Regions from separate parts of the Mus musculus genome. Here regions 2 and 3 are each linked to region 1. Evidence: chromatin loops called from intact Hi-C (ENCODE). Cell type or tissue: heart. All regions are shown on one strand.

Region 1 (8,000 bases):
TCTGCTTTTTTGTTTTGTTTTCATTTATCATTTTGTTTGTTTGTTTGGGGTGTGTGAGTGTGTGTGTGTGTGTTTGTGTGTGTGTGTAAAATATGTGCAGTGGTACTTGTATGGAGGTCAGAGGACAGCTTCCCGGGGTGGGTCCTCTCCTTGCACCGTTTGGATATTTGGATTACAGACATTGAGCTGAGGTTGTGAGGCTTGGCAGGAAGCTCACTACCCAGTGAGTCATCGCCCCTGTGCCCTACTCTGCTGTTTACTTATTAACTTACTTGATCCTCTCAAAACTTCCCTTTAACAGAGGAGTAAATAGGCACAAGGAGACTAGGTAATTGTTCAAGTTACACAGTGAGTGGAGAGGCTTGGCCAGGCAGTCTAATGCTACTCTGCTATACCTGGTTAAGGCCAGTGTAGCTTCCTGGTACTGGGTTTATGTAAACATGCATATTAATCTTTATTTTAAAAATATAAGGCCTAGAACAATGGCTCAACAGTTAAGAGCACTTACTCCTTTAAGTACCCAGGTTTGGTTCCCACTACCAAGATGGCAGCTTACGCCATCTATAATTCTAGTTCTAGGGGATCTGCTGCCCTCCCTGGCTTCCCCGGGCACTGGACACATACAGTGCATGTACATATATACAAGCAAATACTCACACACATAAAACCTTTTTAAAAACCAACGTTATAAGAATAGTATTGTTATCATGTTTTAACAGATGAGGTAACAAAGGCTTTAAAAAGTATTTGGTTTGCCTGATGATAGCCCAGAAAGTGTTGGAGCTAACCTAAAGCCTGTTAAATCTTCACCAGTTTCAGAACATGAGGAAACTGAGAGGTGAGAGTCCTCCCATGAGTGAGGATGGGAGACGGGAGGGAGGGCTCAAGTCCTGCTATCATTGGCATTTCAAGCTTGAGGAGGCGTGGTAGCATCCTGTTCTGACAAGATGTTTGACACAAACAGCTTATAAAGGAGAAGGTCATTTTGTGTCATGGTTTCAGATTTTCATCCATGGTCATATGAGCACTTTGCTGGTCACCACAATCTGGTCACCAAGTCTTCGACACATCCAAACCATAACCAGGTATGGGACATCTGAGGCCTACCAATTCAAACCAACCTCATAACTAAGTAGATTGATCTTTGAACCCAGGTGGCTAGGAACTTTAGCCTTTAATAACCAATAGCTTCTGTGACTAAAGAATCATGACTGCATTTTCTTATGGCCTCAGAGACACTAAGTGGATCAGAAATACTGAATGTTGGGCTTGAATGTTTGGATCTTTTCATAGTCCACTTTTCCCCTCAGTTTGTCATGAGAGTCATCAGGTGATTTGCCCAAGACATAGGAAGTCACAGGAACAATCTTCGAGGATTTTCTAATTCATTGCCCTGTGCCTTGTGGCTCTAGGTTCCAAATGCTTGAAGCTTGTACACATAGTGACTTCTCTATGTGTGTGCTTTCTGACTTTGACCTCCAGAAGTCCTACCTTGATGCCTTTTCCACTGTGAGCATGTGCTTGCTCTGACTTTGGGTTATTTGGCATAGCCTCAGAGGTTGTGATTGTTCTGTGAAGTCACCACTGGTAGGAACACAGCTGGCATACAGGATGTTTAGCTGTTTTTGGAATTAAAGCAAGCTTCTTGAGTTGTGATATAGATGGCTTCTAGAGTTAGTCTAGTTTGTTGAGCTTGCTAGCCCCTCACCTAAATGCTGTTGTAGTATAGTCATGTGTGGAGTCTGCGTCACTCCTGCTCTGGCTGTGAATGGATCTTGTAGGATACATTATAACGAAGGGTAGTTATTGGGATCAAGTTTCTAACATATACCTGTCTCTTATGTCTTCCAAAGTTCATGTCAGTTAATGTGCCCTAAAGTCTAGGCGAAATAGCTGTTGTTTTTTTATTGTAGAGACAGTACAGAAAGGGGAGTAACACTGTAGCTTTCAAATGAAGTCTGCTTTAGTTAAACCTACACTAAGAAAACACAAGTTATGTTTAGGGTGCCAACATGATATATTTTCTTCAGTGTATTGCTAATTCTAGTTCCCTTCAGAGTCATTTGCTTCCATGGTTTAACATGACCATAAAGGCAGTCGTCCCTGTCTATTCAGTCATTATGTGAGGAATATAAACAAGAGTGTTTGGTAATTAGTGGTCATTGACATGTAATTCTAAGGGTTGGGCTCCCCTTCAGCAGTAACACAGACTTTTGACCTTGCTTTGTTCTTAAAGGCTCCATTATTGCTACAGATCAGAATGGTTTATAATTGATTTGGATCAAGCAATGGAGAGTAGATCATATATCCTTGCAGATTTAATATAATTAAGGATTAAATGCCTTCAAAACCACACCACGAAATAAGTCAGTAATATTAATCCTTATAGATATAAAATAATGTACCAAATCTTATAAAATGGGCATAAACATTTTAAATATATTGACTTTTATAAGTTTTCCCTATAGTGTTATAAGATACCCATACAGCGCACAGAATTTTAGAACTTACATTATCATTTCTTAGGCTTCTCCTGCAAGCCAGGCACTGTAGTCAAATCAAAGTTGACTAAGCCCCTAAGAAGCCTGCAGTCTATGAGGAGTGAGCCCACGGGTGCAACAGTTGTGATGAAGATGGCTAGGCATGGTGCTGTGGCCAAAGAGCAACATTAAACAAAAGAGAAACTCTTCATTTTAGGGGAGGTTTCATGAGGACACTTATTTCAGCCAAATTTTGGAGAATTTGAATAAGTGAGGGTGAAGGTGGTAAAGGTACTAAACACATTTTGCTTGAGTAGAGGCCTGAGGTAGGAAAGGGCGTGGCTAATGAGGTGTCATTAAGGCCTCAGTATATGTTCTCTTCCCAAAGCCTCTATCAAACTGGGAGATGGCAGTTTTATTTCATTTTTAGATTGGAAAGCTGGTGGGATAGTGAGGGTAAGTCGTGGCAGCATCTCACTCAAGATTGTCTGATTACAAAACCAGCCTGCTCATGGCTGCCACCCATGTGGTCTTCACCACAGGAGATAGCAGGTAATACAACTCACAGGCTCTAGGCCGCTAGCTAGTCAGTTATTGATGTTCTGCCTTCCCTGGCATCTTCCAGCTACTCTTCCTAGGTATTACAATCCTTCCCTGTGTTCCATACCCAAAGGATTCATTCTTTTAAACTGTGAAGCCTAAGTGGGGGAAGCCTGTAATCATAATTATAGTATGATTATTAGCGTCAAAGAAATGAAGCTTGCATCAGAGATTAGCATAGTGCTGGGCTGGCAAGGCAGCTCACCAGCTGACCTCTGACCTCCACACACGGACTTTGGCAAATACTCCCCTACACACATCTTTTACACACATAGCAATAATGAATGTTTTTCCTTCAGGTGGGATCTCACTATGTAGCCCCAGCTGGCTTGGAACTCACTCTGTAAGTAGACCAAGCTGGCCTCACACTCAGAGATCTGCCTGCCTCTGCTTCCCGAGTGCTAGGATGATAAGCATGTGTCACCATGACTAGCATTAATTTCTTACGAGTCCCTGGTGTTTCAGGTCTATGTTATTGGGCTTCCTATGGCAGGGACTGAACCTACATACAGCCTTGCACACAGTGGACAACTGCTTTATTCCTTGGCATCTCTCAGCCCTTTTGTGGTACTCTTGTTTTCTTGAATCTGGCCTCATACTCACTATGTTACTGAGAATAAATAACCTTCAACTCCTGATCGTCTTGCCTTCATCTCCTAACACTGGGATTGTAGGAATGTACCACTAGGTCTAACATCTCTCTGGTCTCCTCCTCCTCCTTCTTCTTCCTCCTCTTCCTTTTCTTTCTTTCTTTTTTTTTTTTTAAGATTTATTTATTATATGTAAGTACACTGTAGCTGTCTTTAGACAACCCAAAAGAGGGCATCAGATCTCTTCATAGGTGGTTGTGAGCCACCATGTGGTTGCTGGGATTTGAACTCAGGACCTTCGGAAGAGCAGTTGGTGCTCTTAACTCTGAGCCATCTCTCTAGCCCTTCTCTTATTTTTCAAGACAGGCTCTCACTGTGTAGACCAAGGTGGTCTGGAAGTCATAGAGATCTGTCTGCCTTTGTTTCCATGCCCTATGTTCCCAGCCTCTTACTGGATAGATAACATCCTCTCGAACTAAGCAGATAGATCTGCTTTGTGTATATAGATAGATAGATAGATAGATAGATAGATAGATAGATATAGATATAGATATGTATATCAATCACATTTTTTCAAGTTACGTTTTCTTTACAAATTTCAGAAATGTGCAGAAAAGAGGAAGCTTATATGGGGGAACATAATGCAGAAACAACTGGGATCCTTTCTAATCAGATGGTTTACATAGGAAAGGATACTGTGTTGGCATCCTGTTTCATCCTGACCCCAGACCCATGAGGGAAAATCAGCATTGGACTTTCTCGGCACTTGTCTGAGACCCCTGGGTCTCCTGTATGCCCTCACTGGGACCGGGATTTGGGGAGGTGGGGGTGTGTGGGAAGGGCTGGCGAGCAGTTCTGTCTAGCCTCTGTGAAACATTCCAGTCAGCATTGTGCTGTTTCTATAACAAAGGCCCCTTAGACCTTCTTGTGCCATCCCTCAGGGAGCCAGCAGAGGGAGCTGTGGTCCCAGAACTTTTTTCAGCATTACAAGTTTTAGCTTTGGGAAGAAAAAAACCAAACATCTTTCCTGACTTCATCTGAACTCCGATGCAATAAGAATTTAACTTGAGATAGGTGGTGGTGCCAGCCCCCTGGTGGGAGCAGACCAGGAGCTTCTCTAGCTGCTTGAACTTGAAAGCCATAAAGAACTCCGATTTCAAGGAAACGCCTGTTTACTGTACTGATCCAAATCAGCAGCTCTCAAGAAAGGGGAGTGCCTTCTTGACCTCGATCTTTATTGATCTTGGTATCAGCACTTGCAGTGACGTGTCCTGAGGGGGCGGGAGAAAGTTAACTAGGGCCTTATACTCAGAAGAAAGCCAGCCTGTTGCTGAAGGAAGTCTGCACAGAGGCGATGGTCTAGAGTGCCCTATAGGCACTGCAGTGCAGAGCTTTGCATCCGCTCTGATTCCGAGTAGTAGGCAGAGGTTTTGAGGCTGGCTGGTAAGAGATTCGCCAGGTGGTTGGCTCAGAATCTTGATCTGAACAGGAAGCTTCTGTGAAAAGAGATAAGAGCTTCTTTTAACCCCTGACCCCCGAGTCACTGGGCCTGTGGTGTTCTCTGTGGTCTTCAGGTAACCCTGGCCTTTGCAGACCAGCTTTCCATTTTGCTTCAGGACATCCCTTAGCCAAGCCTGCACTATGGAGAAGTGGGACGGTAATGAGGGCACCTCCGCTTTCCACATGCCTGAGTGGATGGTGAGTTCTGCTGCTTTCTCCTTCTGCTGCTTCTGACAGGACAAGGACCACTGCTGGGATCTAGGCTGGGCAAACAGCCACTATCTTCTGATTACCTCCTGTGCACTGGGTCTCTCCTGTGTGGTAATTGCCAGAGAGTCTAGGGAAGGGGAGGTAAAAGCAGGTAGGCCGGAGCAGCGGACTGCCCGGTGGTGGGTGCTGACCTACTATGCTGATTGATGTACTGAGCAGATGGATTGTTCTTTGATTGTTTTGTATTCTCTTTAAAGTTAATGTTAAGTTGTGCTTCGTGGGTATAAAATAAAAAAGAATATGGGTAAAGGAAGACACAAAACTAGAACTTATAAAATGTTACATTCTCCAGTATCTAGAAAATCTAACCATTTCTCCCTTCCCTGTCTTTTTTAGTCAGCTCCTTGTAGCAAGTGTATTGCTACAAGGCAAGAGTTTTACTTCTCTTCATACAGTGTTCCCAGATACCATATTTGCCTGATAAATAGTTTTAGTAAAATAATTTTAAGTTGATATTTGTTAATAAGAACTAGCACATAAAACCAACCTTGTGAAGCATGGTGGCACAGGCCTGTCATCCCAGCACTTGCAGGGTAGCAGCGGAAACTCAGGAGTTCAAGCCCAGCCTTAGCGACATAGTGAGTTTGAAGCCAGCCTGGACTCTAGCTGGTCCTATCTCAAAAACAAAGAGTGGCAAGTCGGCTGTTGATTTAAAAACTCTCTTAATTACATTTTGTTATGAGGGGAGGTGTTCACTGTCACAACACACATTTGTAAGTCAGAGGACAACTTGCAGGAGTCAGTTCTCCCTTCTGGGAAATATATCTAGTTCGGCTGCAGGGGTTTCTGTTCGATGATCTATCACCAGTCCCTTAACTGTTGATTTGAAAAAACTCCTTAGTGTCCTGACTGGTTTCTTATAACTCCTTGGACTTCTTGGACCCTGTCTATGTATTTCCCTATTATAAACTTGTTAAACTTTTATAATGCATTCTAAATTCTCTTTAGTTTATAGAGTTAGGGACTTAAAGAGATAACTATTAAAATAATAAGATTAAGTATATAGCAGATGTAACAAAGGCACAGTAGAAAATTCTACCTGTATATTGTGATTGTGAGGCTAGCCTGGGCTCTAGCTGGTCCTATCTCAGAACAAATGGTGACAATTTGTCATTTAAAAAAGAGATTTGCTTCTTTCACATCTGTGTGTGTGCCTGCTTGTCTGTATGCTCACCTCAGGTTTGCAGGTGCCAGCTGATTCCAGGAAAGGATGACAGATCCCCAGGACCTAGAGGTATAGGCTGTTGCGAGCTATCTTATGTGAATGCTGGAAATTGAACCCAGGGCCTCTGAGAGAGCAGCAGGTATTCTTAACCACTGAGCCATTTCTCCAGCCTATGTATGTCATTTTTATAGATGCTATTGGTATTGTTTTTAGTAATTTTTAGTATTGCGCTCATTTAAAAGATATCTGATGGAAAGCAGTTGTATTCGTAAGACGATTTCAAATGCAGTGACTTGGACTAATGGAAATTACTCTCTTCATTCTCTGGCTAGGTTTTTAACTCGTGTTTTGATTTTGTTCTTTGTTTTTGAATCTCCAGCAACTTAGTAATAACCTAAAGAGTAGGAAATTTGGTTTTGTTATAGGAGGGACCATAGCGAGACACTAAATTTCGTTTCTGAAAAGGAGTACTACAGGAGAACCCTACTGGACACAGCCATACCACTCCAGAGCAAAACAAAGGTTCTCGTAATTTACATTGTGTAAAGAGCAGTCCTCCTCGTTGTCCCCAGATAACATGTCTGCTCAAAAAGAGCTTCTCCCGAGACTGCTCCTTTTGCCTCTCTGCTTATGTGGACAGAAAGCTCTCCTAAGGGACTTAGGACTGTTTCTTAAGGCATGTGACCAAGGGCTTCCTAGTGTATGGAGGGCATTTTAAATATTTTGATGTATCTCTCTCATTTGGCCTTTATTTAAAAAAACAAAACACACACACAAAAAGACAGGAAAATCTCTTTAATCAGTAGGAAAGAAGTGCAGACCAGAAGAGAGAGGCTTATCTTCAGTAATGCCATGAGCTCAGTTGTTCTTTCTTCGACTTTTGAGGCTTTCTTTCAGATACTGCCCAAGTCATTAGCTTCTGATCTGGTCTGAAGGTGACACTGATAACTGCTTAGCCAGCAGCTAGCCCTATGCACCTCTGGTGCATTGCCTATAGATTTTCAGATCTCACCTGCAAACTGTAGAAGTGCCTTTTAATCTCCAATAAAAAACTCTGGAGCCAGATCCAACGTGCAGACAAAATGTCAAGAAATTTTTAACAAATGTCTGCCTTACTTTTCAGTATGTAGATTAATGTAATGAACTCACTACTGCAATGGCTCTGCTGCTGAAGGACACAGAGGCCTCTCACATGCATTTTCTGGAGGAACATAGAGCAGAGTTGTACCCTGCCACCCAATGCCCATTGTTAGTAATCACCAGCAAAGGGTCGTGTGTGCCCTGAGATTGATGGAGGATTCAGGCCATACTCTTTCCTGATATGTCTTGGGCCTTTGTAGGACAGTCAGGACAGAGTATGGAAACCCCAAGCTCAGTAAATGACAAGGTAGACCT
Region 2 (8,000 bases), 230 kb after region 1:
ACTAATTGAGCTAACCTCCTAATTTTATGCAGAAAAGAACTCATTGGCTCAGTTATCTCAATTTAGATCTCACATTTGTTTTTGTTTTTGTTTTTCTGGTTGTGTGTATGTGTGTGTTGTGTGTTTTTAATGTTTTTATTATTATTATTATTTATTTATTATATGTAAGTACACTGTAGCTGTCTTCAGACACTCCAGAAGAGGGAGTCAGATCTCCAGATGGTTGTGAGCGACCATGTGGTTGCTGGGATTTGAACTCCGGACCTTTGGAAGAGCAGTCGGGGGCTCTTACCCACCGAGCCATCTCACCAGCCCCCAGTTATCTCAATTTAAAGTCATGACAGTATCATTGAGCCTATACCTACAACCCAGCACAGGGGTGTGGAGTCAGCAAGGTCTGGTGCTCAAGGTTAGCTACTGAGTACAAGGCCAGCTTGTTTTATGTAGTGACACTCCCCAAAGAGGTTGCTGTGGTAGCTCATGCCTTTCTTTAATCCCAGCACCCAAGAGACAGAGAGGCAGGTGGATTTCTGTGTGTTCGAGGCAGGCCTGGTCTGCATAGTGAGTTCCAGGACAGCCAGAGCTACATAGTGAGACTGTGTCTCAAAAAAACAAACAAACAAAAACGACAACAACAAAAAAACTAACAAAACAACAAAGAACCAATGAGGGAGAGAGAGAGAGAGAGAGAGAGAGAGAAGAAAATTCATGCATTGAACTGTTTTTCAGAAATTAGGAAACAGCTTTCCGTGAGTGTTGATTGTATGGTGACAGATCCAGCAGAATTAAGGGAGGCCTGCCCCAGAAGCAGCCAGGCCACAATGCTATTTCACAGTGTACGGGGTCTGAATAAAAGTGGCCTTTGTGCTGGTCTCAGACTGAGGGGCGGTGCTTGTGGCCATTTATGTTATTTCTCCTTAATGGAAATTGAGGCAGCCTTTAATCCTGCTATCACATGACAGCTATTTATTTGATTTTTGGTAATTTGGGAGCAGCTGCAGACAAACAATTATTCTACAAAAAGAGCCAAGCAGCTGTATTCAGACCCAGTCACCAAGTGGTTGGTTAATCACACCAAACTTCCCCTCTACAGCCTTCCCAAAACAGGTATAGCTTTAGCCACTCGCCTGCCTTTTAAGCATTTATGTGTTTGAAATGTATTTTCTTTTCCTTCTTTCCCTACTTCCCTCCCTCCCTCCCTCCCTCCCTCCCTCCCTCCCTCCCTCCCTTCTTCCCTTCCTCCCTTCCTCCCTACCCCTGCCTCTCTTGAGACAGGGTCTTACTATGTATCCTTGACTGGCCTGGAACTTACCGTGCTTGCCGACCAAGCTGGAAGAGCCAGAGTAGCTAGCTGTGTTGGACTCAGTCACCAAGTGATTGCTCATACTTCCCTTCCATAGCCTTCTAAACAAGGCATAGAAAGCTTTGGCGACCCATGTTTATTTCCCTTTCTATCTTTTTCTTGAAGCAGGGTCTTACTATGTAGCTCTAGCTGGTTGGAACTCATAGAGATCTACATGCCTTTGCCTCCTGAGGGCTGGTATTAAAGGCCTGTGCTACGCACTGTACTTGACAAAAAATACATCTTCCTAATTCTTTTTATCATTGTCACCTATTTCATTGGGGGTTCTGTGCCAGATACTGGCTGTAAGCGGTGCTGCAGTACTGAGAGTAGAAGAGTGCTTCCCCTCTGACAGGTGGGTGAGCATTAGCCACATTTTTGTGTAGTAAGTTGCTTAAAGAATCTGGTGTGAAAGATTGAACACAGAGGGCTGTGTTGGCTTTGGTTACAAACTCCCTCAGTGTCTGCTGTCTGGGTGTTCATTGTCACCTCTGTCCCATGCCATGTGCTTTCTCAAGCTGTAGCACTTTTCTGTCATTCTGGAGCCTAAAGACTGTGTCCTTCACACTGCCTGACAGCCCTGTCCTCACGGCGTTGCTTTACTTAGCCCTTGACGGTTCTTGCTAGAATGCGACTGTTCCTTTTTAAAAAATGGCACTGCCTACTTTCTTATTGACTCAGCCTTTCAGTAGGTACTTTAATAAAAGTTGTTATAGGGCCTAGAGAAATGAAACAGTTTAGCAGTAGGAGAATTCCAGAGGACTAGATTTTGGTTTCCGGTACCCACAACAGATGCCTCACTTGGAACTGTAGTTTCAGGGGTTGGTTCTGACACCACCCCTGTGACCTCTGTGGGCACCAGCATACACATGCATATTCATGTGTACACATACACATGATTTTAAAACTATTATAATCTAGAGGTTTAAGCCTTTGTGTGGTATGTAAGATCTTTATAGGAAATAAAGGCTTTTGATTTTGTATCCTTACCCCCGTCCCCAGGCATCTCCCTTCCTGGGGCATCAAGTCTACAGAATTAGGTCATCCTCTCTCACTGAGGCCAGACATATGTGCTGGGGGACCCTGGACCAGCCCATGAGACAATGATATAGTGGTCTATAATTAGAAGCAAGTCGGGCTGGTGAGATGGCTCAGTGGGTAAGAGCACCCGACTGCTCTTCCGAAGGTCCGGAGTTCAGGTCCCAGCAACCACATGGTGGCTCACAACCATCCGTAACGAGATCTGACTCCCTCTTCTGGAGTGTCTGAAGACAGCTACAGTGTACTTACATATAATAATAAATAAAAAATCTTTAAAAAAAAAAAAGAAGCAAGTCCTTTCAAAATAAAAATAGAATGTAGACTGCCCCATTCATTATAGAAGCTAAAAACCACATTAACATAAACATTATTAAAGTTAAATTGACTTGAAACCTTTAATCCTTAAGTCACAATAGTCACATTTCAATATGGTCAATGGCTTCAGGTATGTAGTGGCTGTTAACCTTGTACATGACAGGTCAAAAATGTCACTGCTGAAAGTTCTGTTAGTTGGCAAAGTCTAGAGCCTACAAAAGAGTAGGCATGTCTTTAAAGCATTTGGTGAAGTGGATTAGCCTAACTGGTCGTTATTTAAAGATTTAAATGTGTTTATTTACTTTCTGTGTAGAAATGGTTTTGCCTGCACATATGAATGTGTGCTATGTGCGTGCCTATTGGATCCCCTGAAACTGGGGTGAGCTACTAGGAATCTAACCTGAGTCCTCTGCACGGCACCAAATGCTCTTCACCAGTGAGCCATCTCTCTAGCCCTAACTATTCTTTTCTGTGGAGGTGTGTTCTAGTTGAACATTTTAAGGACTTGGCCTTCCCTGTGTATTCTCCACACTTCACTTTTTCCTTTGGTTGTGGCACCATCTAGTGCTTACACTTTGAAGCAATGCAGTCTTGGAATGTTCTGATTTTCATTTGGTTACAGTCAAAGAGCCCTAAAACAATTTTGCAAGTCTCTTTCCTTCCTTCCCACCATCCCCACCCCCACTTCTTCCTCTCGTGCTTTCCCTCCCTGTCTGTATATTTTACCATTCTCCAAAGGACCCAAGATTTAAAAACAGCAACTGAAGACTTGCTTTTTGATATAGGTCTCTGTATGTGTGGTCAAAACTCTTAAAGTGATCTGTAAGCATTATTTCTTCTTTAAAAGGAAAGAAGTATAGTATAACTTGAGGCAGCTTTATACCTGCAGTTATGTGTGAACTTGTGAATCATTGCATGCACACCCCATTGGTGAGTATGAGCAACTCATTTGGGCTTCACGACAATTCTATCTGTTCTCCACCTATATATGATGAAACTAGAGCAAAGACACCAAATGAAACTTGTGTAATATGTTAGTAAGTGCCAGAGCCACTACTGTGGCTTCAGAGTGTACTCATAGCCACCATATTGGAGCAGTGAGGCTCTGTGTTGAAGTGGCTATGAGGTGGATAGAGAGAAGACTGTCCAGATCTTGGGGCCCGTGTCTAAGAAGCAGTAGTCGTAGTCATTGTCGTTGTTGTTGTCCTAGTAGTACCAGCACTAGTAATAATAGAACTATGAGTACTGACCACCCAGGAGAATGTGGTCACTACCTGTCAGTGATTTTCAGTATAGGATAGGTAGGCATGGCAGCCCTCACCCCATGGTTTTGTTTCTTATGGTTTCAGTTACCCCTGGTCTAAAGCACTAAAGGGAAAATTACAGGAGTAAGTGATCTGCATGGAACTTGTGACTTACATAATGACCTGAGCAGAGTGAATGTTGACTGCAGCCCTCCTTGCCATCTCCCCAGATGCACCAGTCATCCTTTGCCTGCGTGCTGTGTAGGCTGACTTCTTATTGGTCACTTGCTAACCTTAAATCCCACACTTACTCCTGTAATTTTCCCTTTAGTACTTTATACCACACTGACTCCCTGTGAGTAAGTTCCACTATTCCATTCCTGTCTGCTCCTTTTCTAATAATTATATGGTAATATTAATCCATCTCATCTGCAGCTTTCTTCATCTTGAAGGTTGGGCTGCATTGCTCCTGCCTACTTTCTCGCCTCTCCCCCTCGCTTGCTGCTTTGTCAGCTCTGTATTCACCTCTATGTTCTGTTTGGTAGCATTAGGGTTTGGGTGCTATGGTGCTGATTGGTTTTGTTTGCTTTGGTTTGGTTTTGATTTTTTGACACAGTTTCTCTGTAACCCTGGCTGTCCTGGAACTCACTCTGTAAACCAGGTTGGCCTCAAATGCACAGATCTGCCTGCCTTTCTTTGCCTCTCTAGTCCTGGAACTAAAAGCATGTGCCACTGCCACCTGACTTCATTAGTTCTTCTAATTATAAAAATTATATTTATATTTTTTATGTGTGCACATGCCATGGTGTAAATATCAGAAGACAACTTGCAGGAGCCCTCTGAATTCAGGTTGTCAGGCTTGGTGGCAAATACCTTTTACCCACCGAGCATCTTATCTATCTATCTATCTATCTATCTATCTATCTATCTATCTATCTATCTATGATTGTATAATTTAGGTCTGGAAGATTTCATTGACTTTTGAGCATGAGTTCTAACTTAGTGAAGAATTTTAGGTTCCAGATGTATCTAGGAGTGTAACTTGAGCCTCTTTTCCCTGTGGGCACCGCTTGGACTGATTTTTAGACCATTCTTGCTGATTACCCTTTTTCTTTTGAAATGATAATGCTATTGATTAGACTAATGCTCTCTTTTATACTTTGTTATGCTTTGATTAGATTTCCTGGCCTGATCTTCTTTCTCCTTGATTTTTAAATACTCTTCACTTAATCTCATCCATTATGTGTGGATTAGACTGAATTTAAGCCCCTTGATGGGCTCCTCCAAATTCCAGCAGCTCCCTAGGTACTTCATAGAGGTCATGTCAGCAGGGTGCTGGAAACTAAGACAGTCCTGCTGTGTTCTCTGCCACTGCTCCCTGGTTCTGCAGGGGAAAAGCAGACACTCGCAACCTCTTACAGTTTGGTAATAGAGAGTTTCTTTCATTCATTCATTCACTCATTCATATTTTTGAGGTAATGTCTCATTTTATATACACCAGTGATTCTCAACCTTCCTAATGCTTCAACCCTTAGTAGAGTTCCTTATGTTGTGATTCTCAATCATAAAATGCTACTTCATAACTAATTTAGTTACTATTATGAATCGTAAATATCTGATATGAAGGTGGTCTTAGGTGACCCTATGAAACAGTCATTTGACGCCCAAAGGGGTCACAATCTCAGAACCGCTGATACAGATCAAGCTGGCCTTCAACTATGCAGCCCAGGCTGGTCTGGATCTTTATCCCTTAGCCTGCCTGCCAGTGCAGAGGTTGCTGTTACTGCTGCCATGTCCTCATTTTTTTAAAGTTAGTGTCTGTGCATGAGCATGTGCATGTGAATGTGGGTGGGTGCCTGAAGAAACCAGAAGCTTAAGATACCCTGGAGCTGGATTTATAGATGCTTGTGAGTACTGGGAACCAAACCCTGTCCTCTGGTGGAGCAGTACTCTTAACCATAGATCTATTTATTTCTCCACTCCCCAGGAATAATAATTTTTAAATCAAGTTTTGGGTAGTTTGCTGAACACCACTGTCGTAGTGGGATAGACCATTTTGCTTTTCTGGTTCAGAAAACATGAGCTGGCACTCCCTCTTCCTCCCCCCCCCTTCTCCATTTTGTACACTATCACAAAGTTTTAAGTGTGTTGGCGTTCTCACTTTATGTCTTAAGACGGTGTTTCCTGCTCAGATTAATATAACATGTCGTGTCATAGCACAAAGTTCTCAGATAGAGTCAGAAGCCTCAAACAGGTGTCTCGATGTGAAGAAATGGAGGAGGCACAGTGAACAGTGCATGTGAGACTGGGAAGTGAGCTAGGAAAGGCAGATGCCAGCGTGTAGGCTTGCATCATAATTAACATTACAATTATGTGTTGGGAACTGTGTTCTAGACTTTGTTGGTCAATTCATTTAAGCCTCACATCACCCTTTAGAGAATACATACTGTTTTCTTCTTCCTCTCATCTTAAAAGACAGTGGCAGAATTGTGGCTTAGTGGTCTTTAAGTAACTTGTTAAGGGGTTCTGGATATCTGGATAAGAGTCTATGCTGTCTTTTAAAATGCACATTATTTCATTACTCACCCTGCCCCCACCGCCCCAATAGTAATTCCCATTACTTTTGCTAGCCAGAGAATCTGATTCTTTGAGGATAAAAGCTGAAGCAGTTTTACTAAAGCTGCCCTGGGGGAGAGGGGCTGGAGGAATGGCTTAGTAATTAAGCACTTGCTGCTCTGGCAGGGGGCATGGTTTCAGTTCCCAGCACCCATATGGTGGCCAATGCTGCCCATAATTCCATCGTCAGCAGGGATCCAACACCCTCTTCTGGCTTCCATGGACATCAGGCAGACATGTGGTACACACATGCATACATGCAAGCAAAATACTTACACATATGATATAAAATAAATAAATTTTGCTTGTTTGTTTGAGACAGGGGCTCACTATGTAGAACAAGCTGACCTCACAGAGATCCACCTGCCTCTGCCTCCAGAGTGCTGAAATTAAGGATGTGTTCTACCACACTTGGCCCAAAACAAATAAATTTTCATGTAAAGTTGACCTAGGGATGTGGTGGACTGTTTCCATCTTCATTCTTTTCTGTTAAGTAAATAAGGAAGTGGAGGCCTGATCCAGCAATACGTGTATGTCATTCATACCTGGCTTAGATGACCTTACTTATTGATGGTTTTATGAGAACATAGCAATATTTACAAGTACTCTATTTCTGGTTCAGATGAGATGCCCCTGCCTTTGCTTTTTACAGCCTCCAAGAGGCTAGATAGAAAAGCTGGCTGATGGGTGGGGGGTGGAGAGAAAAGAGGCACCAGGCGGAAGTGACAAGCCTGAGAAGCAGACAGCCCTATTGATTCATGCTGCAAGCTACATTCTGGAGCAAAGAACTGAAATCCATTATACCAAGCACACAGCATTATGATCCCTTTGAAAAGCAGTTTAGATGCCATCTAATCCCAAATCATTTAAAAAAACAATTTTGAAGTAGCCAGATTTCTAAAATGCAATTTGTCTCAGACTAGCACAGTGAAATTAATGGAAAAATAACACTTTATTGGTATCTTCCTTTTATATATTGTGTTTAATTGTGTGACTAGGTATATCAAATTGTACTTTAGATAAGTACCAACAAGGAGCTAGGATATATCCCTTGTATATTGAAAAACTCACACAAAGATAGGATAGAAAAGAGACCCTACCAGACATTTCACCTTTTTTCTTTAAAAATATGTCACAAGGACAGTATAAAAGAAGAATTTTATACAAATAATCTTTATTCTTTCTACATATAGGTATTATTTCTGCATATGTGTGGTTGCCATTTCTTTTTGTAAATTCTAGATATGCAGTGCTATATACTACTACTACAACAATCAAACCTTACTTTGTATTAGTATTGCATTAATATTGTATGACGAGAGGTGATGTTATCATACAAGTTAAACTTTCAACTCTTTTTTTTTAAAAGATTATTTATTTTATGTATATGATTATACTGGTGCTATCTTCAGACACACCAGAAGAGGACATCAAATCACATT
Region 3 (8,000 bases), 89 kb after region 1:
CAGAGGTCCTGAGTTCAGTTGCCAGCAACCACATGGTGGCTCACAACCATCTGTAAAGTGATCAGATGCCCTCTTCTGGTGTGTCTGAAGACAGCTACAATGTACTCATATACATACAAAAATAAACATAAAAAAATAAAAATTAAAATATAAAGAAATACTTTTCATTCGGGCTAGAGAAGTTTGGAAGAACCACTATTTCGCAAAGTGGGATAGACAAGGATGGCTTTCCTCTTTTTCTCTCTCCTAGATTGCACTGCTTAAGATTCTGCTGGCTGCAGCTCCCACCTCCAAGGCTAAGACAGACTCTATCAATATCCTGGCAGATGTCCTGCCTGAAGAGATGCCGTGAGTGTCTCGTCTTCAGGCCTCTGTCCCTCCGCACTGTGGTAACAGGAGTTGTCTGAAGAGAAGTCTTTCCTTTTCTGCATGGCCTTCTACCTACTGAGCTCTATGGAACTCAGAACTAGGGTCCAACAGAAAACCTCAGTGCTGATATATGAGTAGCCGCCAGATACATGAGTAGACAGCACCAGTGGATAAGTTTGCCAGAGACTGGACACATGAACAAAAAGATCATGAAAGCTTTCTCCTGGATAGATTCCTAAATGGGAACTTCAGAGATTTCCCTAGCAGAGAAGTTCAGGTTTCCTAAATTCTGACTATATATATATTCTGACTATAGATATAGACGTGTGTGTGTGTGTGTGTGTGTGTGTGTGTGTGTGTGTGTGTGTGTGTGTGTAGCCCAACTACTTGGGTCTTTCATCCCTAGGCCTCCATCCATCCCTACCTTTGTACTAATGCTTCATCTTCCCCTTGTAGTGTAACTGTTCTCCAGAGCATGAAGCTAGGCATTGACGTGAACAGACACAAGGAAATCATTGTAAAGAGTATCTCTGCCCTGCTCCTTCTACTTCTCAAACACTTCAAACTCAACCATATCTACCAGGTGAGCAGTTAGGGACGCTACATTTCAAGCTCCAAGTATTCCTCATGCCATAGGGGCCACACAGGAAGTCTTGTACTGCTGTGTATTTTACTTGGCCTTTGTTTGTCCTGAATGAGAGAGTCCAGCTACTTGTGGCATGAGTGTATGGTGGGATATGGAGTGGGATGTGGGGAGCCATCCTAGAAAGATACAAAAGTCTATATTCTTTGTAAGTTAGCTCCAGGTCTGGCTAGGGATTCTTAAGAATACTCCTAGCTAGTTAGAATCAGTTCAGCCATTCAAGAAAGGTCCCTGGGCACATTGGCCATACTTGTCTGTAAGTGAAGCACTATTCTGAATCAGATCTAATTCTAAATGAGACACAGATCAGACTCTTACAAGCCACACAGTCTTGTAACAGATCCATAAACGCCCACTTGTAGAGTGGTGTGATACAGATAGGCACTGTTGAAATACCTAATCCAACCTGAGGTAGAGAAGAGTTGACTTTTAACCTAAGTCTCAGAGAAACAGATGTTAGCCAGGAAATGAGACTTATCAGGAAAGAGAAAACCCAGCTCAAGCAGAAAGTCCAATATGTGAAAGCTCAGAGGTGAAACAGCAGAGAGCTTTTGGAAACTAATTAAATGTTGCTGGAGTTCTGCCTCTGAGTGGGGTGATAGAGATGATCGGCTGATATGTGAAGCCACAGGGATCATCAGGGATCGTATATCTGATAACACATGATTATGAAATACCTATATTGTGCTTGACATCCAACAGAGCTTTTGTGAGCTTCTCACCTCTAGGAATCCTTATTTTATCCCTGGTTTTTTTTGGGGGGGGGGTGGGGACTGGTGGCATTTTTGGGTAATTTTTTTCTTTAGTTGTTATTGCTGGTTTGGTTTGGTTTTGAGACAGAGTCTCACTGTGTAGCTGTCCTGGAACTCATTATGTAGACTAGGATGGCCTCAAAGTCACAGAGATCCTCCTACCTCTGCCTTCTGAGACTGCACTCTGGTTTATCTCAAGTGGGGAGATTAGGGTTAAAGTCAAGACTTTGCTTTGCTTTCCCACAAAGGCATTGTTTGCCTTGGGCTGTAGGCATTACCAAGGTACAAGGACAAGATGCAGACAAGTGAATGGAAGCTTCTCCTTTAGAGAGCCTGGGAATATGGAACCCTTCTCATTTCTGCCCTGAGGCCTTACACCATTTTCCAACTAAGCACTCAAAATAAAGCCTGATAAAAGAAAGAGTCGTGTTCAGGGAAGGCCGGCACGGGCTGAGACTGTGGCTTTATCCTGTGTTTGCTGAGCAGCATCCACTAGGATGTGTTTCCCAGTGTTTCTCTTGAAGGGCAGTAGATAGATCTATAGCCAGACTGAGAGATGTCCTGAATGGCCGGGCCACAGTGTGTGTCAGCGTGGGGAAGTCCAGACAAAGCCTGAACAGAGCTCAGAGTTTTAAAACTTCCCACTTTCAGTAGTACGTATGTACTAGCTCCTTTATCTAGAACTTGGAAAATACTTTTGGGTGGCTTCCAGGGAGGAAATGCCAATTAGGAGAGAGAAGCAGTTATGACATAAGCTGACTCCCACCTCTAACCACATACTCGGGAACAGAAAGCAGCTTACCCTTCTGCCATGGCTACTTCTTGCAGATGACACAGAGATACAGTTTTAAAACACCATAGTTCTCTGCCTTTTCTACCTTGTTTCTGTACTGTCCCAGCATGCTTAGGCTCAGATTTGGAGGCATCCTTTGTTTCTGGTGTTCCTCCGTACATCATAAACAAAATCCAGGGTGACTAACTCTATACCTTTGTTCTTATTGCCACTTACCCCAGTAGGTCTCCCTGGACATGGACCCCATATGGATTTAAGAGAGCCAAATAGAAGCCCTAGTACTGGTATTTATCTCATCAAAGGCATCCTGGACTGGCTGAAGAGGCTCTTGTTCATTCATTCACTGACACATTGATAGTCTAAGTATTAGAAATAAGGCCCCGTACTGGACAGAGTACTGAAACCACATTCCAGTGGTTACTATGTGCTGTCTCCAGCTTGACTGATGCCAGCAGTTGCCAAGAGGTAGCGGCACCTGTCCCTGTATATCAGTCACAGCTGAAGCATTACAACCCAGACCTTGAGTATGGAAACCAGCTCCCTCAGGGAGGCTTTCTTTCCCACTGGGCTTAGGAAAAAAAGTCACAGCAATTCTTGCTTTTTTTTTTGTAGAGTATGCTTGTTGTTTTTTCTTTCTTTCTTGTATGTTTACTGTGTTTTTGATCAAAAGCTAGTAGCATCCACTGCAGATTATAAGATAGTCTGTAAGTAAGATAGGCTGGCTGAATGTGAGTATCCCCATTTCAGAGACTGACAGACTGATAAAACAATAGACAGTAGATATTCTTTTTTTTTTTTTTTTTTTTGGTTTTTCGAGACAATGTTTCTCTGTGTAGCCCTGGCTGTCCTGGAACTCACTTTGTAGACCAGGCTGGCCTCGAACTCAGAAATCTGCCTGCCTCTGCCTCCCGAGTGCTGGGATTAAAGACCTGCGCCACCACGTCCGGCGACAGTAGATATTCTTATGAGTGGATTTATATTTGTACTTTCCTGTCTTTTTTTTTTTCAAATACATGCTTCATATCTTCCCCCAAATAAGCAAACTTTTCTGCTTTGATCTTTTAATTCAGTTTGAATATGTATCACAACATTTAGTGTTTGCCAACTGCATCCCCTTGATCCTGAAGTTCTTCAATCAAAACATCCTGTCCTATATCACTGCCAAAAACAGGTATGGGCTCTGGACGGATTTCAAGGGAGTACTTTGGATAACTGAGAAAATTCCTTCATCTCTGCACCTTTAATTTCTTCTTATATCATTAGTCCCTCCTTTCTTTTTCTTTTAAAGATTTGTTTGTTTGTTTGTTTACATGAGTACAGTGTAGCTGTCTTCAGACATACCAGAAGAGGTCATTGGATCCCATTACAGATGGTTGTGAGCCACCATGTGGTTGCTGGGAATTGAACTCAGGACCTCTGGGAGAGCAGTCAGTGCCCTTAACCATTGAGCCATCTCTCCAGCCCTAGTCCCTCCTTTCTTAGAGCTTTTAAATTTGTTCCTTTTTTAATTTTTATTTTCATTGGTACACACATGTCAAAGCATGGGTGTGGAGGTCAGAAGACAACTTGCAGAAATAGGTTCTCTTCTTCACCAAATGTGTCCTGGGGATGAAACTCTGGCTGTCTGTATTAGCATTAGGAGCTGAGCTATCTTGCTGGCCCAAAATATGATTTTTTTTTGAAGGCTAGATGTTCTTTTTTTATTGGGGGCAGTCAGGTAAGTGAAAAAGTTGCAATTGAATGCAGCAAAATTAAAATTTTGCAGACTGTGGCTGCATGTAAATGCAGCTTCTATAATTTTATAGATTAGTTGATGTTTCTATTATCATTTTAGGGACAAAGACATGCTTTTGCTAGTATTTTTAAATATGAGAAGCTTTGCCGGGAGCAGACTTCACTCAGAAGCAAGCTTATTTTTTTTATTTTTTATTAGTTATTTTCTTTATTTACATTTTAAATGTTATCCCCTTTCCTAGTTTCCCCTCCGAAAATCCCCTACCCCCTTCCCCCCACCCCCTACTCCCCAACCCACCCCACTCCTGCTTCCTGGGCCAGGCAGTCCCCTTCCCTGGGGCATAGAACATTCACAGGACCAAGGGCCTCTCCTCCCATTGATGATCGACTAGGCCATCCTCTGCTATGTATGCAGCTAGAGCCATGAGTCCCACCATGTGTTTCCTTTGACTGGTGGTCCCTGGGAGCTCTGGAGGAACTGGTTAGTTCATATTGTTGTTCCTCCTATGGGGCTGCAAACCCCTTCAGCTCCTTGGGTCCTTTCTCTAGCTCCTTTATTCAGGACCCTATGCTCAGGCCAATGGATGGCTGTCAGCATCCACTTCTGTATTTTTCAGGCACTCAAAATATGATATTTTTACATCAATAATTTCACTTAACATTGGCAGTGCTAAGAAATAGTACCAGTTTTGTTCTCATCTTGCCAGTTAGGAGATAAAGTCAGATAAATTCACAGAAAAGTGAATTGGTTTGCTCAAGATTATGAACAAAGATGGATTCACCAATAAAGGGCCACATAAACATGAAGACGTAAGTTCTGAGCCCTAGAACTCATAAAAAAAAGTTGGGTGTGGCAGTATACATCTATGATCCCAGCGCTAGGGAGGTGGAGACAGACAGAATCTTGGCGCTCACTGGCCATCTAGCATAGCCAAATTATTGGGCTCCATGTTTAGTGAGAGTCCCTGTATCAGAAAAGTAGGCTTTCATTGCTGTGAAGAGACACCATGACCAAGGAAACTCTTCTAAAGAAAAGCATTTGGTTGGAGCTGGCCTCCAGTTTCAGAGGTTTAGTTCATTATCATGGTGGGCAGCATGCCGACCTACAGACAGACAGACCTATTCAAACCACCACAGGGTTGAAATTTCATTGAGCACTGGAAATAGAAGGAACATTAGACATTAACTAGCCCAAATTCTGCATTGTACTCGTAAAGGGGAAAGGAAACAAAACCAGCCCTTATTGAGTGACTGTGTTCCTATTGCTGTGTGTGCCTTATTTCCTTTCCTGACCCAAGCCTGATTCCCTTGGCTCACTGAGGAGCTTGTAGCTTTCTTGCAATTCCCACTGTTTGGTGACAAACATTATTACATATCAGTCTTGAGCTACTGTTTGATCAGCAATGCAATAAGCAGCAGCCCTGTGCTTCGAGCTTCCTTGAGGGTGGCATTGGAAGTTACCCCCGGAGTTCCTGGCTTTCAGAAGGATCAGGAAAAAAGCCAAGAGATCTTCTTTTCATCTTCATAACCACAGATTATTTAATGGAGTGTGTTTGGGCAGCATCTCTGGGAATACTTTTATATTCACATACACACTTAAACACAGAGGCAAATGAACCTAAGTTTACATATTCCCTAAAGAACCCAAGAGAGCTAAGAAGGAATGGGTCTGTCTTTCTGCTTTAACTTTTTTTGCATGTATCAGATAGGACCAACCTAAACGAACTCCATGGTTCCTCTGTGGCTGAGGAGATGAGGGTAGAGTTGCCCAGCACGAGTGCCCTCAATTTCAGCGAAGGGCATGAAGCAATCTGAGAAACATATAAGTCTGCAGGGGAGGAATAACTCCTGCCCTTTTCAGAGGTAGGCACTTCCAGCTGTTGCTGTTTACCTAAAGCTTGTCCTTATCTCTGCATCTTGCAGCATTTCAGTGCTGGATTACCCGTGCTGCACCATCCAGGATTTGCCAGAGCTTACTACCGAGAGTCTGGTAAGCAGATGAGGATTTGTGGCCTTTGAAATTGGCTGATGGCAGAGGCTGGCATTTGCTTTTTCATGTCTTCTCTGGCCCCATGATGCCATGGTTTGGAAGTCTGAGATCAATGAAGGCATATTGGCAAGAGCACAGAGGTTGGCAAGGGTTTAAAGCTGCTGAAGGGTTTGGAAAAGCTGAGCCTAGCATCTTACAGAGGAGAGGAGAGTCAGTGGAAAACACTGAGGAGGAGAGGGAATTTAGAAAGATAATGAGACTGGAACACAATATCTATGCTAATTAGCCAGAGAATCTCTTCTGATGTTCTGATGTGTGTCACACACACACACACACACACACACACACACACACACACTCCATCTTCTTTGTATTAAGTTGCGCTGTAGGCAATTTGCTTCTCATTTTTATGTTAGTTATCAAGCCCAGCAGTATGCATCTTGGAAAATTCCTTGCCCAGGAAGATCTTCATCCTGAAGCAGGCCTAGGCAAATCAGAAAAGTTCCTCTGAAATATTCTGAATTTTCTGAAACTGCCTGGCCAAATCGTGTTTAAGATAAGGCATCTATCTACTTTAAGCTATATTACCACAGCTTTTCAGACACTAACACTATGTCTAGTACTTTGAAGACCTCAATAATACTAATGATGTTATTCACCCATGGGTGCTACAGCCCTTTGTCCCCCAACTTTAATACTTACAAAATGCTGGGTCAGGAAAGTATATTATGGAAAAAGAGAAAAATTCCTCTTGTAGTGCAGGTTTTATAAGCCCGCAGAAGCTGATTTGAAGCAGGGGACACGTCAACCGTTTGACTCACTTCTTTCTATGTCAAAGATGAGAAGCAAGTGCTCAGTGGATGGACTGACTTGTCACAGACCCTAAACTAGACATGAGTCTAAGATCCATGCCCTGAAAAGTCGTGGCTAGCTCATGCTTTGCTACTGAGCAGCCAAGGAAGCTGGAAGGTTTTTACTCTTACAGAGATGTAAAAACGTATCTAACTTTTATTGTTAACATGCTAGTATTGAATCTGTAAAACAACCCTATAAAGTTAATGTTACTATTTTGTTTGTTTTCTTTTGTTTGAGACAGGGTCTCTCTATGTAGCCCTGGATGTCCAAGAACTTGCTAAGTAGACCAGCTTGACCTTGAACTCATAGAGACCTGCCTGCCTCTGTCTTCCTAGTGCTAGGATAAAAGACATGTACCACCACATCTTGCCCAATTTTATAGATGGAGAAGTTAACTGCTAAGAATTTATAATTGGAAATAGCAAAGTTGGGCCTGGAGAGATGGCTCAGTAGTTAAGTGCACTGTCTGCTGGTCCAGAGGACCCAGCTTCATGGCAGCTTACAGCCATCTGTAATTCTAGTTTCTGAAGATCTGATGTCTTCTGTCCTCTAATACTGTTGTGTGCACATGGTACAAAAAATACATATGCAGACAAATGCCTTACACATAAGATAAATTAGGAAAGATAAAGTAGGAAAGGATGTCTCTGAGATTAAAATTTGGAAGGAATATTTTATCCCATAAACAGTGGACATAGTAGCATTAAAATTCTACTATTGGCCTGGTATAGTGGCACACGCCTTTAATCCCAGCACTCCGGAGGCAGAGGCAGGCGGATTTCTGAGTTCCAGGCCAGCCTGGTCTACAGAGTGAGTTCCAGGACAGCCGGGGCTACACAGAAAAACCATGTCTCGAAAACAAGA

The links. Peaks named below come from ENCODE experiments on the same cell type or tissue, not always from the same donor. Only the 100,000 strongest peaks of a DNase experiment are listed, where the experiment ranks them.
Region 2: it touches region 1 in a loop (8-fold over the local background); 14 of 42 quality-filtered maps call a loop at or near these places.
Region 3: it touches region 1 in a loop (6-fold over the local background); 12 of 42 quality-filtered maps call a loop at or near these places.

Annotation. Positions count from the first base shown.
Region 1 is chr6:29,848,772-29,856,771 of GRCm38, forward strand. The region is part of intron 1 of Ahcyl2 (S-adenosylhomocysteine hydrolase-like 2); the gene reads left to right. Among named protein-coding and RNA genes, the nearest start is that of Strip2, 64 kb to the right of the region's middle. In heart, no CTCF peak of the experiment used is centred here; a DNase peak (open chromatin) is centred at 4,520; H3K4me3 peaks cover 603 bases; H3K27ac peaks cover 1,648 bases.
Region 2 is chr6:30,078,290-30,086,289 of GRCm38, forward strand. The region is part of intron 1 of Nrf1 (nuclear respiratory factor 1); the gene reads left to right. Among named protein-coding and RNA genes, the nearest start is that of Nrf1, 34 kb to the left of the region's middle. In heart, a CTCF peak has its summit at 3,263 (motif pointing left); no DNase peak of the experiment used is centred here; H3K27ac peaks cover 1,923 bases.
Region 3 is chr6:29,938,212-29,946,211 of GRCm38, forward strand. It overlaps Strip2 (striatin interacting protein 2), which reads left to right. Exons shown (of 21, transcript NM_177204.3): 15 at 251-348; 16 at 826-952; 17 at 3,628-3,728; 18 at 6,215-6,281. Among named protein-coding and RNA genes, the nearest start is that of Gm31103, 22 kb to the right of the region's middle. In heart, no CTCF peak of the experiment used is centred here; no DNase peak of the experiment used is centred here.